2 separate regions of the Homo sapiens genome follow, and region 2 is linked to region 1. A link is a loop called in an ENCODE intact Hi-C map of the cell type or tissue named here. Cell type or tissue: endothelial cell of umbilical vein. All regions are shown on one strand.

Region 1 (8,000 bases):
GTGTACATTTTTATGTATATGTCTATGTGTGTGTACATGTGTTTCTTTATGGTGAGCCATGTGCCATAAAATCACTAATCTTGGTTTTGGAAATTTGACTTCTCTACCCACATGAGTTTCTTAAAATGTTCATAATTGGACGGATATTATGGAAACTGTATAGGTAGCACTTCAGGGATGTCCCGCTAACTCTTTAGCCTAAGGATATCATTATATTATAATTCTTTCTCCCTGAATCTCATAGTATCTTCATTCTCCCACATTCATGGAGATAAAATGTCAGGCTTTGCTCTTTCGTGGATCAGTCATGACCTTCTGTGGAAGCCTATACCATCCATTCCTTTGTAATTACTAGTTTAATCTCTAAACAACATGGATTCTGAGTAGAAATTCACCATTTCTTAATACAATATTCAGAATTTCTAAATTTCCCTAAGTCTTGCATACAAAGTGAGGGAAAAAATTATGTCCCATAGACAGTAACTTTTTTTCTGTCACCTTTCAGACAGAAAGGGGCAGAAAGCTTGCTTGAGAATCAAGTTTCTAACTCTGGTTTTGTTATCACCCAGGAAATCACTTAATTATATTGGGCTATAAATTTCTGATTTTTTCAATTATAAATTTATAATGCATAATTTTTGAAAATGCTTTTGGCTCAAAACTTATGTTAACTCTATGACTATGATATAATTGGACTGTCTACATCACTCAAATTTAATTTTTAACTTTTATTAAGTGAACATAAGTCCCTAGAAAAGGTTCTCTTATACAAGTTAACTTTAATAAATCCAAACTCAAACATTTACCAGCTGGATAAAAATTGATATGTGTAACACTGGAATACATAGAAATTTCAGCCTCATCTTCCAGCCTGGGCAGCCGAGATTGCAACACTGCACTCCAGCCTGGGTGACAGAGGGAGACTCTGTCTCAAAAAAAAAAAAAAAAAAAAAAAGAAAGAAAGAAAGAAAGAAAATTAAAGCTCAGTACAACGACTACAAAATGACACAGCTGAAAGAATGACTCTGTAGTTTTCTAAAAGGAAGTCTCTACTCCTTAGTGAATAATTTTTCACTTAAGTAAAACCAAGAATTCTGACCTTTTCCCTCTCCTCTCTAGTAACACTTCTCTTCCAGTTCTACTGTCAAGATAAAAGCCTTTCCCCCCAACTATGATATGTTAAGGCTTTTAAGAAAGTGTGGACAAGAAAGTCAATTATGGGTTTAAGCTTTGATAATATACTCTAAGTTTTCACAGAAAACTAAGTGATTTGCTCCCTTTTCCACCTCACTTACTCTGTTTGGATGCATACTGCAAGAGAAAATTCACTTTTCAACTAGTTGCACTTATAAAAAGACCCTGGGAAAAATCCCACATGCTCTGAGCCAGCTGCAGAGAGGCCGCAGTGGTTCCTTAATGACTGCAGCCTAAGGATGCAGGAACGGGGCCACTAATCCGACTTCAGATGAGCACAGCACTTTTGTGAGACTATGGAAATAGGAGGTTAGACACTATACCTGGGCCATTCAGCAACCTTGTATCTTCAGGAAAAGCTGCAGAGACCTGCTGATCCTGGAAACAGCTTCAGGTACTTCTATCATGAGGAGTGGTCCAGCATGCCTACAGAGGTTGTCCAACCCTAAAAATTTACTCTGATAGAAAAATAATATTTTTTCCAACCCATTGGAAAGTAGAATTGTCAATGTATTCATTTGCCTGCTTTTTTAAAAAGGATCATCTAACCATAAAACAACCTATAAATAAATATTGTTCTTTCTTTGTAGTGAGGTGATTAGAAATGATTATTTCACACATATGCTAGATTTATAGCCTATTAAATAAAACTTATATATGTCATATTCAACTTTATTTTCTCTTATTTTAAATTATATTTTGCTAAATATGTTAGCATAATTTTATTGTCTGAAGGTAAAACAATCATCTGAAGAACGTCTTCGTGTTGTAGACCTGTGTGCATGGTGTTTCTGTTCTTCATATCAACTGACTGGATTGCTGCCACCTCGTTAGCCAGCTCTCAATCAAGCAAAGAAAGCACATGAATTGAGAGATTGCTGCATATGGCAGACTGTACTGAGTAATCTTTAGGGAATACTTTCTGCCAATTTGGGGTTCTAAATCTGTTTTATGTTCACATTAGTGTCCTCAACTAAGAATAGAATTCCAGCTTCATTCAAGTCACAGTAAGGCTTGTTTTCCTGTTGGAATTTGGATGTATTCCTGAAAGTGCATGCATAGAACAGTAAACCAATCACTGAAGAATGAACTATCAGTCTGAAATGCCTAACACAACAATCGTTTAGTCAGTAATAGGAAACAATTTTGCTTTACATTTGAAAGTCTGGCTTTAACTTATGACTTTGTCAATATGTACTAAAGGCCACAGAAAAAGAGCTATGATTAATCTGCTATCAACCTAACTCTGGGCAGTTGTGTGTTTTGTTCTGTTGAGTTCCTGCATATGCATAACAATAATATTGCCTAGATTCAAAAGAAAGCATAGGAAAGTCCATTTCCTGAATAAAGTACACTAGCCCAGCAGGAAAATCATGTGAGAAAGGTTTGAATGCAAAGGTTATCAGTTTATTACAGCAACCCCAGAGCAGTGCTTGTAGTAAAGAAGCTTTTTAGTTCTTTATAGCTTGTCCTTTCAACAAATACTACTGTGCATTTTTCTGGGCAACACAATATGCCACTTGCTAAAGAAGCCACAGGTGAGTAATACATAGATTCTTTTCCCAAGGAAATTATGATCTATTAAGATGGATAAACAACTAAATATAAGAGAAGAAGCAACGAATTACTCTTACCCCTCTAGTAAATTATAGAGACACCTTAAGATCAGGAATCAGGGGATGCCATCCCTCATCTCTCATCATCACAGATTGTGTTCCTCAGAATTAGACCCTAATATAAGCTTTGGATGCAGGTAGTTAATTTACTTAAGAAGTGATATTAGACAACACTGGTAGGGGAATGAGGAAATGAAACATGGGAGGGAAGGAAGTCAATATTGGCAGCTTTTATTGGCAGGTTATTGTCAGGGCAACCTGCACAAATGCTGGAAGACAGCCTAGAAAGCCTTCAGGGTTACCCATTCACTGAGTGCAGAGGACTGGCTTTTTATTCACCAATGTCCCTCTCATATTGGATGAGGGCTATTGCATGCTGCACTAATTCCTAGATGCTTTCAACTTGTCCCAAGCATGGACCAAACACTTTCTGTGGCCATAAAGAGATCTAGGGTTTCCACTGGGAAGCTGCAAACACATTAGTGGATAGTGAGTGGTAAAGGAGTACCTGTGAGATGGCAACTTTATCTGTTCACTCCCTTTGCTGTAGCTCATAGCATACTTTCAAACACATTGCGAGCATTTGGAGACAAAGTAAGGACAGGGCTTGGCTTTAGCTCACCCCAGCTAGAGCATTCCCACGGATCACAAAACCCACACCACTACCTCACTGATGTCATACCCGTTAATAGTCACACAAAGAAAATAGCCAATCTATATCATTCTTTTGTGTTCCCGTAATGTTTAGTCATGACGTTTACTTAAAGAATTTCAAAAACTGGCCTTAGGAGATCCAAAATCGATTCAAGGTTCCAGAGTGTCCCACCTTGGGAAGGAATGCTGAACAATTTATTCACAGCCTTGTTGCTGCTAACCAGACCACCAGGTGGCTCATTGCTCAAGAGAACCACCACAACCACTTACTGACCTGCATCCCCTACTCTTCATGTGCTTTGACCAGCCCAGCCTGCATATCTTACCCCTGATGTGAATTCCCATACTTTGCAGATATAAAAATCCCTACTGACTCTTTTTGGGGAGCCAGCCAGAGAACCCTTGCACCTCTGCTGTCTCCCTTGCATTTGAGTACAAGCCACAAATAAAAGCCTTATCTGGGAAATCAGCCTGGCCCCGTATTAATTGCCATTACATGGGGAGCCTAAGAGCCTGTGGTCTGTAACGTTTAGATGACACCAAATTATCCAAGAAATATTGTAAGGTCTATCCTCTATTGCATTTTCTGTTTCTGCACAAATGAATAGCGTATTTTCTTTCTCTCTAATTTCTACCCCTATTTATATATTACTTGTTATTATATGAATAAAATATTATAATGGCTTCCCAACTGGTTTCCCTGCCTCCAGTCTGCACTTACTCCAATCCATCACATATATTTTTATCAGATTATCATATTTTGTCTTCATTTATTTAATATCTTCAGCAGTTCTTCCCTGTGCATAAGAGCATGCCAGGATTTCTAATGTCCATAAAGGCTGCATTTTGCATTCTATAGAATACTTTTATTTATATTATTGTGTTTACTCTTCCTAGCCATCTTGTGAATATGAATTATTACCTGATTTTTGAGATAATCCTTAAAAAGTTTATGATTTTTCTCCATGGAATTTAAGTGAATTCCTTTTACATTTCCTTAAGGTAAGAACTTGGAATTTGAGCCCAGTAGTATTGTTGTCTTCCATTTGTACCCCATTTATTCATTCTTTGTTTTTCTGCCCTGCTATATTCCTAACAAAGCTTACTCACAGCTCTTGCTTGGAATTGGCCTAGCAGACACTAGCAAGAGATCAGCATGTTTCATAGGTTTGTAAACACAGAAAACCACTGGAAGCCATGCATCATTTCAGTAGTGAATCTTCTCATGCATCGGTTTGGTACCTCATTATGTGGAGGGTAAATAAAATCAGTCTTCTACATTAAACACACACACATATACACAGTGCCCACTAATATATAAAATTAGACTCTATCTCAATATTGGCTTGTCTCTATCTCAAAATGAAACCAATATTTTAACATGAGGTGAAAGACCATATTAACTTGCCGAGAAAGGGAGCAAGAATTTGTCTGCTTTACTGCTCTTATCTGACAACCATCTCCAGCCTGTCAGAGAATTTGGAAAAGCCCACAGTTAAGTTGGGAATTAAAGTATTTCTTTGACAAGAGCACTGCTATGAGTGCCATCTCCCTAGGGGCTTGGGGTGGGATGACTGTCTTCTGACCTTAATTTTGGTGAGAGTCATTTCAAAGAGATAACTCAACTAGGTTGATTGTATTCCCAGCAGTCTAGTGACATACTGGATGAGGGTCAGACTTGCAAGTGAGAATTTTAAAAGGGCAAAAGGCTGTAGCTAAACTACCTGCTGTGCAGCTAAATGAAAAGCAGGGTATAATTGAAAATAACTGCACTCCTACTGATGGCAGATCAAATGGGGCACATGTTCTATGTGCATAGGAGAAATTTGGCCAGAGTTGGTTTAGATCCTGCAAAGAGGTTCAAAAGACGGGGCAAATGGACTTCAGCTGAAAGAGGTGAGAAGAGTATTGCCAAATGACCAGGAGATGTGAAAGCAATCTTGATTGATGGGCTAGTGGAAATATACTTGTATATGTCAAGGAATGTAGAGACCAGAAATCCTCGTGATGAAGGAATTTTCTAAGGAACCCACAAAAATATCTCTAAAAAAGGGTCAGCTTTAAACCTCTGCCACATCCAGAGGAAACCAATGCCATATTGGTTCAGGTAAGTTATACATAGAGAACCCATTCATTTGTCTACTGCAGGCAGTCATTCCAAAAGAAAGAGATTTCTTTCTTTCTTTCTTTCTTTCTCTTTCTTTCTTTCTTTTTCTTTCTTTCTTTCTTTTTCTTTCTTTCTGTCTTTCTCTTTCTTTCTATCTACCTTTCTTTCTTTCTCTCTTTCCTTCCTTCTGTTAGTTATCTTTTTATTTAAGAGTTTTATACATTAAATATGTTAATTATTTGCATATTTTATATGTTCCAAATATGAAATCCTGGGCTTTACAGACAAGAACCTGGGTGACAAGTAGGACTCAAACTATTAGTGGTAAAATAATCAATATTGGGAGAGAACTCTTCAAAAACCAGGTCTTACCATATAATGGGCCCTTTTAAGGACTCTATATTTATACCATAAAAGCAACCAATTATATTGGTCATAGTTGGAAATTTTTTTAATTCATCCAACCAATATTCATTGAGCACCCACCATATTCTAGGTACTGTTTCATTTATTATTTTTTATTTCCATAGGGTTTTGGGGAGCAGGTGGTGTTTGGTTACATGAATAAATTATCTAGTGGTGATTTCTAAGATGTTGGTGCACCTGTCACTTGAGCAGCATACACTGTACCCAATTTGTATTCTTTTATCCCTCACTCCCCTCCCAGCCTTTCCCTGGAGTCCCTAAAGTCCATTGTATGATTCTTATGCCTTTGCATACTCATAGCTTAGCTCACACTTATGACTGAGAACATACAATGTTTGGTTTTCCATTTCTGAGTTACTTCACTTAGAATAATGATCTCCAACTCCATCCAGATTGCTGTGAATACCATTATTTTGTTCCTTTTTATGGCTAAGTAGTACTCCATGGTATATATATATATACCACAATTTATTTTTCCACTCATTGATTGACGGGCATTTAGGCTGGTTCCATACTTTCACAATTACAAAATGTACCACTAAAACAGGCGTGTACAAGTATCTTTTGTGTATAATGACTTCTTTTCTTCTGGGTAGATATGCAGTAGTGGGATTGCTAGATCAAATGGTAGTTCTACTTTTAGTTCTTTAAGGAATCTCCACATTGTTCACCTTTAACCGCAGTGGTTGTACTAGTTTACATTCTCACCAACAGTGTAAAAGTGTTCCCTTTACACCACATCCCCACCAATATCTATTATTTTTTGATTATGGCCATTCCTGGAGGACTGAGATGGTATCACATTGTGGTTTTCATTTGCATTTCCCTAATCATTAGTGATGTCGAGAATTTTTTCATACATTTGCTGGCCATTTGTATATCTTCTTTTGAGAATTGTCTATTAATATCCTTAGCCCACTTTTTGATGGGATTGTTTATTTTTTTCTTCTTAATTTATTTGAGTTCCTTGTAGATTCTGGATATTAGTCTTTTGTCAGATGTATAGAATGTGAAGATTTTCTCCCACTCTGTGGGCTGTCTGTTTACTGTGTTGATTGTTTCTTTTGCTGTGCAGAAACTTTTTAGTTTGATTAAGTCCCATCTATTTATCTTTGTTTTTGTTGCATTTGCTTTGGGGTTCTTGGTCATGAAGTCTTTGCCTAAGCCAATGTCTAGAAGAGTTTTTATGATGTTATCTTCTAGAATTTTTATAGTTTCAGGTCTTAGATTTAAGTCCTTGATCTATCTTGAGTTGGTTTTTGTAAGGTGAGAGATGAGGATACAGTTTCATTCTTCTACATGTGGCCTGCCAATTATCCCAACACCGTTTGTTGAATAGGGTGTCCTTTCCTCATTTTATGGTTTTGTTTCTTTTGCTGAAGATCAGTTTTCTGTAAGTATTTGGCCTTATTTTTGCATTCTCTATTCTGTTCCATTGGTCTATTTGCCTATTTTTATACTAGTACCATGCTGCTTTGGTGACTATAGCTTATAATATTTTGTAGTCAGGTAATGTGGTGCCTCCAGATTGATTATTTTTGCTTAGTCTTGCTTTGGCTATGCGGGCCCTTTTTTGGTTCCATATAAATTTTACAATGTTTTTTCTACTTCTGTGAAGAAAGATAATGGTATTTTGATGGGAATTCCATTGAATTTCCAGATTTCTTTTGGCCGTATGGTCATTTTCACAATATTGATTCTACCCATCCATGAGCATGGGATCTGTTTCCATTTGTTTGTGTTGTCTACAATTTATTTCAGTAGTGTTTTATAGTTTTCCTTGTAAAAAATCTTTCACCTCTTTGGTTAGGTATACTCTTAAGTATTATGTATTTTTTTGCAGCTATTGTAAAGAAAGGTTGAATTCTTGATTTGATTCTCAGCTTGGTCACTGTTGGTGTATAGCAGAGCTACTGACTTATATACATTGCTTTTTTTAATCCTGAAACGTTGATGAATTCATTGATCAGTTCTAGGAGCTTTTCAGAGGTGTCTTTAGGGTT
Region 2 (8,000 bases), 1.3 Mb after region 1:
GTTATAGTAAGCTATCTCTGAAAAATGCAAATATTGTATAGTTCATCATAAATATCATTTCTGTTTTGCAGAAATGGGGATGGGATATATGATGTTCCTACAACTTAAAAATATACTGTAATAAGTTTCCATGATTTATGAGCTTTACATTACCATAATTTAAGAATGCTGATGTGAAATAAAACATATCAGTTTATATTACATCTTTTATTATCCCAGCCTAATATCCTTTAGCACTCGATTTGAAAGAAAAACATTGCTTGCCATGCAATAGTTATAGTATAATATGCTTGCTTAAGTTCCTTCCATGAGGATGATTTATTTAGTGAAATTATGAATAATATAAACCATTGAAAATATTATAAAGCAGTGTGAATTCCAACTTAATGTAAATATTGATACTTCTTTGGTATATTATTAATATTTTAAATGGTTTAAATATTCAAGCACTTGAAAGAATAAATGAATTAACACGGCAAAGTAAAGAAAAATTTAAGGCTTAATAACATATTACGTTTTGCTATTTAAATTTCTAAATTACATTCTGATTTTCAAAACTGAAACATTAATGAATGTGAAAAATTAGGAACAAATGCCACTTGTGTAAACATTTGTTTTACTCTGGCAATCTTAACACAAATGTCTGGAAATAATATAGTGCTGAAAAGGCTTCTAAACGTAGTGCCTTCAGAAGAGACTCTCATCATCTCTCTCTGCCATTGACTTGCTGTATGCTGAGGTGCTATTAAGTACATACAATTTGATTAATTTGTTAATAAAGGCAAATGTGAAAATCTTGTCTGTAATTATGAACATAGCCCTGGGAGTTTGAAAAAATGTTCATATATTCAGAACCCCTGGTATGACCTCATCTGAAGCTCTTACTGCACTAAGCATTTTTATTTTGTCTTATAGTTATTTTTATATATATTCCATCTCTCCATCAAATTATAAGTTCTTTAAAAAGACAGGATCTATGTCTGATTAGTTATTTTATTTCCCATATCACCAAGCACAGCACCTGCTATTTAATAAGCAAGGAGTAAATCTTTAGTGAATAAATGAATTAAACATTGAGTAAATGAATGGATGGATTAATGAATAAATAAATGAGTGAATGAGTTTTAGCTGTAGAATTTGTACTTGTAACCTCTACAGATACAAGGCAATATGACTGTAATTACAAATAGCACATTGTTAGCTTACTCTGAAACAGACCCTATTCTTATTTTTTATATAAACTTGTTCATTTAATTCTCACAAAATCCAAAGAGCTAGATTCTGTAATTCTCCTCTTCTAGAAAAGGAAACTTAGAGAATATAAATGTGGCTGAAGCCAAATGGTTAGTGACAAAGCAAAACCTTAAACCCTGACAATCTGGCTTCAGATTCTAAGCTTTTATCTACAATGCCTACACCCGGCAAAGCACGGCACTAGATGTTGGAAAGAAAAGGGTGAGTAGGACTGGAACCCCATCCTGAAGGAGTTCTCAGATGAGTGAGAAGTGAGAAACAGTCAAGCAAGCAACGATAATGCAATAAGGTCAGTGGTACCATAATGGGGCAGAGAAGGTGCTCTTACTATAGTCTCAAGGGTCATGAAAGAACTTTTATCTAGAGTAGCCAATACCACTATCTGAATTATATCTAAGGTACAACTCAAAACATCATCTTAGCAATGACTATCTCACTTTCTGGGGCAGAACTTTGCAGGAGCTCATTCAACAACAATCATGTGCACAAAGTATAGTGACACAAAAAAGAGAATGATCAACTCAGTCAGTCTCAAGGACTCAGGGAAAAATATAAAGGAGATGCCCCTTGAGGTAAAGGTGATTAGGATGAGCCTGGGTGTGGGAATGGTGATGGAAGAAAGAGAGAGGCAAGCACTCTAGTGTTGAACCGCTCATGTAAAGACATGGCAGTATGAAACAATTCAATACATTTGAAGACACAATAGTACTTTAAAATGGCTAGAATAAAAGGTAGAAGGAGAGTATTGAGAGATGAGGGTAGACAAGTTGACACGATGAAGATGAGAGAGTTGAAATGAGTTTTGGCTGTATCCTGGTTTTGGAGAGTTACGGAAGGATTTTAACAAGGGAATGATACAAACAGATTTGGTTTCCAAAAGACACTCTTAGGCATTGTGGACTGCTAAACCCAGTATTAAACTTTTAATTCTAAAGGCAAAATAGCAATAATAGTAATAGCACCAAAAAGAGTAGCAGAGGTGAGAGAGTTGAGAGCTAATTAGGAGATAGCCATTAATGACCAAATCTGGCAAGAAAAGGAAGGGAGTTGCAAGGATCTAGATAACTGCTAATGTTTAGTTTGCATGAAATTAGCCAGAATAAGTACATAAGAAAAGAATTAAGGTTTTTAGATTTTAAAAGGAGGTAGAAATTAAAAGAAAAAATTAGGTCATTTCTAGATATTTTTAGTTTGAGGCAATGTCTAATAGGTAGCTGGGTATAAAGTCCAGAATGGAGACATAGATTTAAAGTTATCAGAATGGAGGTGATAGTTTCAGCCATGAGAGTAAATGAGACTTCTCATAGAAGCCATGTAGAGTGATAAGATTACCAAGAACAGAAATCCAAGTAAAATTAGCATCGAGTGAGCCTAGGAAGAGAAGCATCCTGCAGAAGCAAGCAAATTCAGTGTGGATGGAGATGCCTGAGGAGGGTCAGCACTGTGGAGTGCTGTGAAAGCTGTGAGAGCAGCCCATTTTAGGAAGAATGAAGAGTCAGCACTGTCCTGTGCTACGTCTACTCAGGGAACATCTGAAAATCAACCACTGTCTCTGACATTTGGGCAGTTAGTTACTGGTGACCTTTGCCAGAGCAGTTTCTGTGTAAAACTGAGAGTAGAAGCCAGATTTCTGTGGATTAAGGTTAAATAAATAGATGAGGAAATAGAGACATGGATAATAAATTGCGCTTTTCAGAGGTTAGGCTATGAAAAGAAGAAGACAAGGCTGATGTTATGCCTTTATGTCTAGCTGCTGGTCTGATTAGGATTGCTTTCTGATTAATAGGCCCAATGGCTGTGTGTATATGAGCAGCTCCCTGATCCGCAAAGATACAACACCCTAACATTTGATGAACTATACTATAGTGAACTTGCAATGTTTTCTGTTTTTCTGCAAGTCTCCATCATTTTCAGCTTGTTTGCCTCTTTCTCAAATCTTCTTTGGGTGCGAGGGAAATAAGCAAAAGTTTTGATTTAACATGAAGACAACTTAAACCCCTTTATCTTCCATGGCCTGTAGGCTTTAGGCAGTAATTGTAAGAGGACCTATAATTTTAAGTAGAGGTTTTAGTAATTTCATCAATAGAATTACTTTAAATTACTTAAGGTAAAAATGTATGTTTTCTAAAATAAAGAGAAAGCAAACTTTATGGTGGAAAAACTACAGGAAAGCTAGTATACAATGAAGATCCCTCATCCTCTAGATTCTCTGTCCAAAAATTCCTGAAAGATTTCTATGTTGTAAAAAGTACAAAATTGGAAGGGAAGAGAAGGAAAGGCAGAGAGAATATTGTGCAGATCACTGTATATTAGCCCTCAGGAATGAAGTGCTTTAACAAAATTTATAATGGATGACAGTATGCCAACTATTCATAGCAAAATTCTTATTAAATAAAAAATTGGGGATTCAAAGATATTTGTTATTTTATTGTTATTTTTCAGTGCGTTTTTTGCTTCCTGAACATGAGCAACTAAAAAAATGTTTCTTCCAAGTCTGTTTTTTAAAGACTATGAACTGAGTGGTCCCATCCTGCCATCTATGGGTTCAATTCATCAAATGTATGCTATCACTTTAGTGGGAATTCAGTAATCAGTAAAACATAGTTATTTCTATAAGTAAAACATGTTGTACACGCTTTGTTTCTCACTTCCACAAAAGTACAAATATTTATTATAAGACACGTATTCAAAGACTTGCCATCTAAAGGGAAATAGAATTAATTAAGATGGAAGAAAGCTGCATAAGCAAAGTGCTTAGAATTTACACAGCCTTAGTTTAATACAACCCTCTCCTGAGACCTAATATATGGAAATATTTGGTACAAATTGAGTCTCACTATTGATGAAGACTCATTGCTTAGAGTCCCAAAATAGGTAATGATAATATTGCTATGATGTGTGGATGCTAAACTCCCATCTCAGGTGTACCTAAAAATATAGTGTCAAATCCTTTACTGTAGTATAGGTTCTACAAGTCCTAATGATGCTATAGGGATATCTGTGTGTGTGTGTGTGTGTGTGTGTGCATGTGTGTGTGTGTGTGTACTCGTGTATGCATTTATTCAAAGTAACAAAGCATTTGTCTCAGAAATATTACACATAACACATTCAAAGGACCGATCAAAACTGTCTTTTCCCTGCCTTAGCAGCCTTGTGGAGACAATAATGAAGTCCCAATTTTAAATGCTTTATGCAGTCAGGGCTTTTTAACTTTCTGGAATGTCTCCTTTCATATCAGAGAAAATTTCTTCCCAGCCTGTTTAATGTGATGGGCTTCTTTTCTTTTCAGATAAAAAAGAAGTCAGTAGCTAGTATCCAAAAGGAAATGGAAGAGTCTACTGGAGAAAGTAAGAGAGAGTAATGTAACTGTTTTTCCCTGGTTAGATTCAACCGATGCAAGCGAACAGTACCTTTCAACTGATTTGTTGAATATGAAACTAGCTGTGTCCTTGCAAGTAATATTTCAGCTCTCTGCTTGCTTCAGATGTTCCCACATGCCAGTAAGCAACTGTATGGGCTCTGTTACTTTTACCTATTATAATGAACCCTGAAAGGTGATACCACAGATGTGAATGACTCCCATTTTAGATAGAAATTTATCTCTCCTCTTGCAACTTAAAGGAGATGGGGTTTTCATTTTGGTTGAAAGAGGCAGTAATAAATTTAGACTTGGTGATTATTGAAGACAGAGTGCTGTGTGAGACAACCTGCTTTATCCTCGCAGCTTTGAGATGTTAATGAGAAGGCTTTCCTTGGTGCTCTGGTAATAAATATTTGACAAAAATTAGGTTTGCAGTTGTAGGCAGAATTTGATCCAGCTACACAGGCCTATCAAGTCGTTCTCTACCAAACAAAAATAACACACACAGACATAATCATCACATAAGTCATGAAAGTATACAAATTTGCTGAAGTGTAGTATGAGTAAAGCAAGAGAATATTTTACCTCTTCAATCTCATACCTGGAACATGTATGTATTTTCAAGAAGATAGACACCAAATGGTCATTTAGTGGCATATGGGAGAGACGATAACCAGCAGGCTGAAGCAGTCAGAGTGACTGTTGAAGTTTATGGTGCTCCAGGTCACCAAATTGCCTCTAGTGAAAACCACATATCAGTTAGCGGAGCTTTAGTTACGTTTGTCAATTGACAGAAATTGGAGCTAGAAGATGTCTCAGATTTTACATAGTCAATTCTTCCAACTTTCTTAAGCAATGAAACCCTTTATTCCTCCAAATAAAACCTATGCAAACTCTTAATGTATAACAAAGATAAAACTGGAGTTAGTTTGGTTAAGTTGGAGACAAATCTTATTTTCCTACCCATCACATTACATAGCGGCCTTGAAGCCTCTCAAGGTGTCATACAGTTCCAAATAATTTGTTTTGAAAACTTCTTGTCTAAACCAGTTTTTTCACTTTATAGGTGAGGAAACTGAAACCCAAATAGGATGAGTCAGAGACCAAAGTCAAGCAACATAACTAGGGCTAGAATTTCGTTTTTACTACCCTTGTTCCAGTGCTTTTCCCACTACACAGGTGGAACACCAAAAGCTTTGAATCGAGCAGATCCAAGTTAAAACTATAATCCTTCATGAAGGATTGTAGATACTTTAGTCACCTGACCTATAAAATAGGGGAAAATAAATTATTTTTATAGGATTATTGTGAAGATTAAATGAGAGGACATGCAAAATGGCCAATACACTACTAGTCTAAAACAAGTGCCTATTAAATGCTGGTTTCCTCTTCTGTCCTTCTCATGTATAATTCAAATGTTGAAGGGTAAACACAGGCAAGCACAGATCTATATAACCTGAATAACTGTGTAACTTTATTTCACTGGATAGACAAATTAGCAGCACTGGTCCTTTGATTCATTTGTTAATGCACTATGTATATCATTATGATATTGTCCTTTTTATTACAATTATTAATTAAATCAGCCATGCACATAAGCATTCACTTGTAATGAGTAAAAAAAAAAAAAAAAAAAAAAAGATGGAGAGGTTGTACAAGATTAATTACTCTACTGATGTGTTTCTCCCAGATTGAGGCAATTTGACAGTGGCATCTTCAAGCTACTGGTACAGCACATACATTTCCCACAGCTGACAAAGGGTCAGTAAATTTGGAAGGGAAAGGAAGCTTTGGTATTTGGTGTTGTCATTGATCAGCCTTGAAATATGGCTTGCTTATGAGGATTAGGTACCAAAAACACATAGAAAAATAAATTAGAGTTTCCAATTTAATCACAAAATTTTACTAGAAGCCCTACCCTTGGAGTCAAACTGGCCTTAAATTGGAGAGCTCCATAGCAATTTACTGCCTGGCCTCAGCATACCAATTTATAATATGAGGGGACTAGACTAACTAGTCTCCATGTTACCTTTCAGCTGTAATGTTTTCAGATCCTAAGAAATCTATGCATGTTTAAAAGATAGTATGTATTGATTGATTGTTATTTTTTAAAGTTAAACTTACTCCTTAACAAAGTAGAAGTGCTGCCAATATTTTTACCTTCTGTATATTTTTGTTATTGAACTCAAAATTATTTTTATTCGACAAAAAAATGCATCTTAATGTGCTTGTCTCTGTAGTGAGTTTCCATAAAACTTAGCTCAAGAGCACTGCTGGCCTAATCATTTTGTCATCTCTACACAGAATTTTACTCTCCAGAGAAATTTCCTTTATGTTCACAGTTGCAACAACCTTGGCCAGTAACCTATGAAAAAGGCACTAGAATAGACATTCTTGCTTGCTATTTTATTTCACACAGCTCTAATCCTATAACTAATTAGGCCAAAATGTGACTTGAGTATATGGCGTTGTGACTATTAGGACTTTGTAAAAATGAAAACATGCCAACATTTCCAGTCAAAAGAAAACAGATTAACAGAGTCTTTCTTCAGTATGACTTTCCTGATCTTTTCTCTTACAAAGCCTTTTGGAGGTCCTGTGAGATATTTCTTTCCCAGCACTTCTGAGAAGTTTCTTGGAGCATACTTATCAAGCGTGCACTGTGTTCCCTGTAATTTTGACTCCATCTAAAGTGGGATCCAATGGTTTGAGCACGTAATAAGGTGGCAAAGTCTGGGCCACTGTATCATCTTCGCTTCTGTGCTGTGATTTCTTTCTCTGAAAATGGAAATGTGACCCCTAATAAAAGATCCAGGAATACGTGTGAACAAAATGATTATTATGAAGGTCTGAGTATCATTATGATTAAACTTCCTATTTCTCTTTAGTCAGAGTGAAACATAGTTACTAGGGTACTCCACTAAACGAAAAAGTAAATTGAAATTGGCTCTTTTTTTGGCCATTCTGATGTTCCAGATAAAGGTAAAAAGAGGAGGAATTAACTGTGAAAGCAATAATATTTCAGTGGGCCACTCTTTCTCTAAAGCACTCTAAATTCAGTTTTAGAATCCATAAAACTGCTAGGGAAAAGACTGAAAATGGCATGTCCTCATTGAATGTGTCTATTCAGTGTGGACAGGGTTTCCTTTCTTTATAAATGTAATTCAATTGGGATTTCTCTGCAGAGATACAAATTAACTATCCACCCAGTATATAGTTAGACAAGATTTGAATAAACCAAGCCAGACTTGCTTGCATGGAAATGTTATTTCACCTATGCTCTGGCCAGGCATTTATAGTAGGTTGGATTTTCCGAATTTTAGCCTATTTTTAAGCAACACTTCTCTTTCAACAGTTTTAAAGAAATGAAGCAACTTCAGTTTCC

What was found. A loop is a pair of places that touch in the nucleus more often than their neighbours do. Peaks named below come from ENCODE experiments on the same cell type or tissue, not always from the same donor. Only the 100,000 strongest peaks of a DNase experiment are listed, where the experiment ranks them.
Region 2: a loop joins it to region 1, with 20 times the contacts of the local background. A loop is called at or near these places in 2 of 110 quality-filtered maps.

Annotation. Positions count from the first base shown.
Region 1 is chr1:72,841,246-72,849,245 of GRCh38, reverse strand. No RefSeq gene overlaps it. Among named protein-coding and RNA genes, the nearest start is that of LINC02797, 5.0 kb to the left of the region's middle. In endothelial cell of umbilical vein, a CTCF peak has its summit at 3,677 (motif pointing right); DNase peaks (open chromatin) are centred at 2,545 and 3,015.
Region 2 is chr1:71,583,944-71,591,943 of GRCh38, reverse strand. All of the region lies in intron 6 of NEGR1 (neuronal growth regulator 1), which reads left to right. Among named protein-coding and RNA genes, the nearest start is that of NEGR1-IT1, 250 kb to the left of the region's middle. In endothelial cell of umbilical vein, no CTCF peak of the experiment used is centred here; a DNase peak (open chromatin) is centred at 3,783.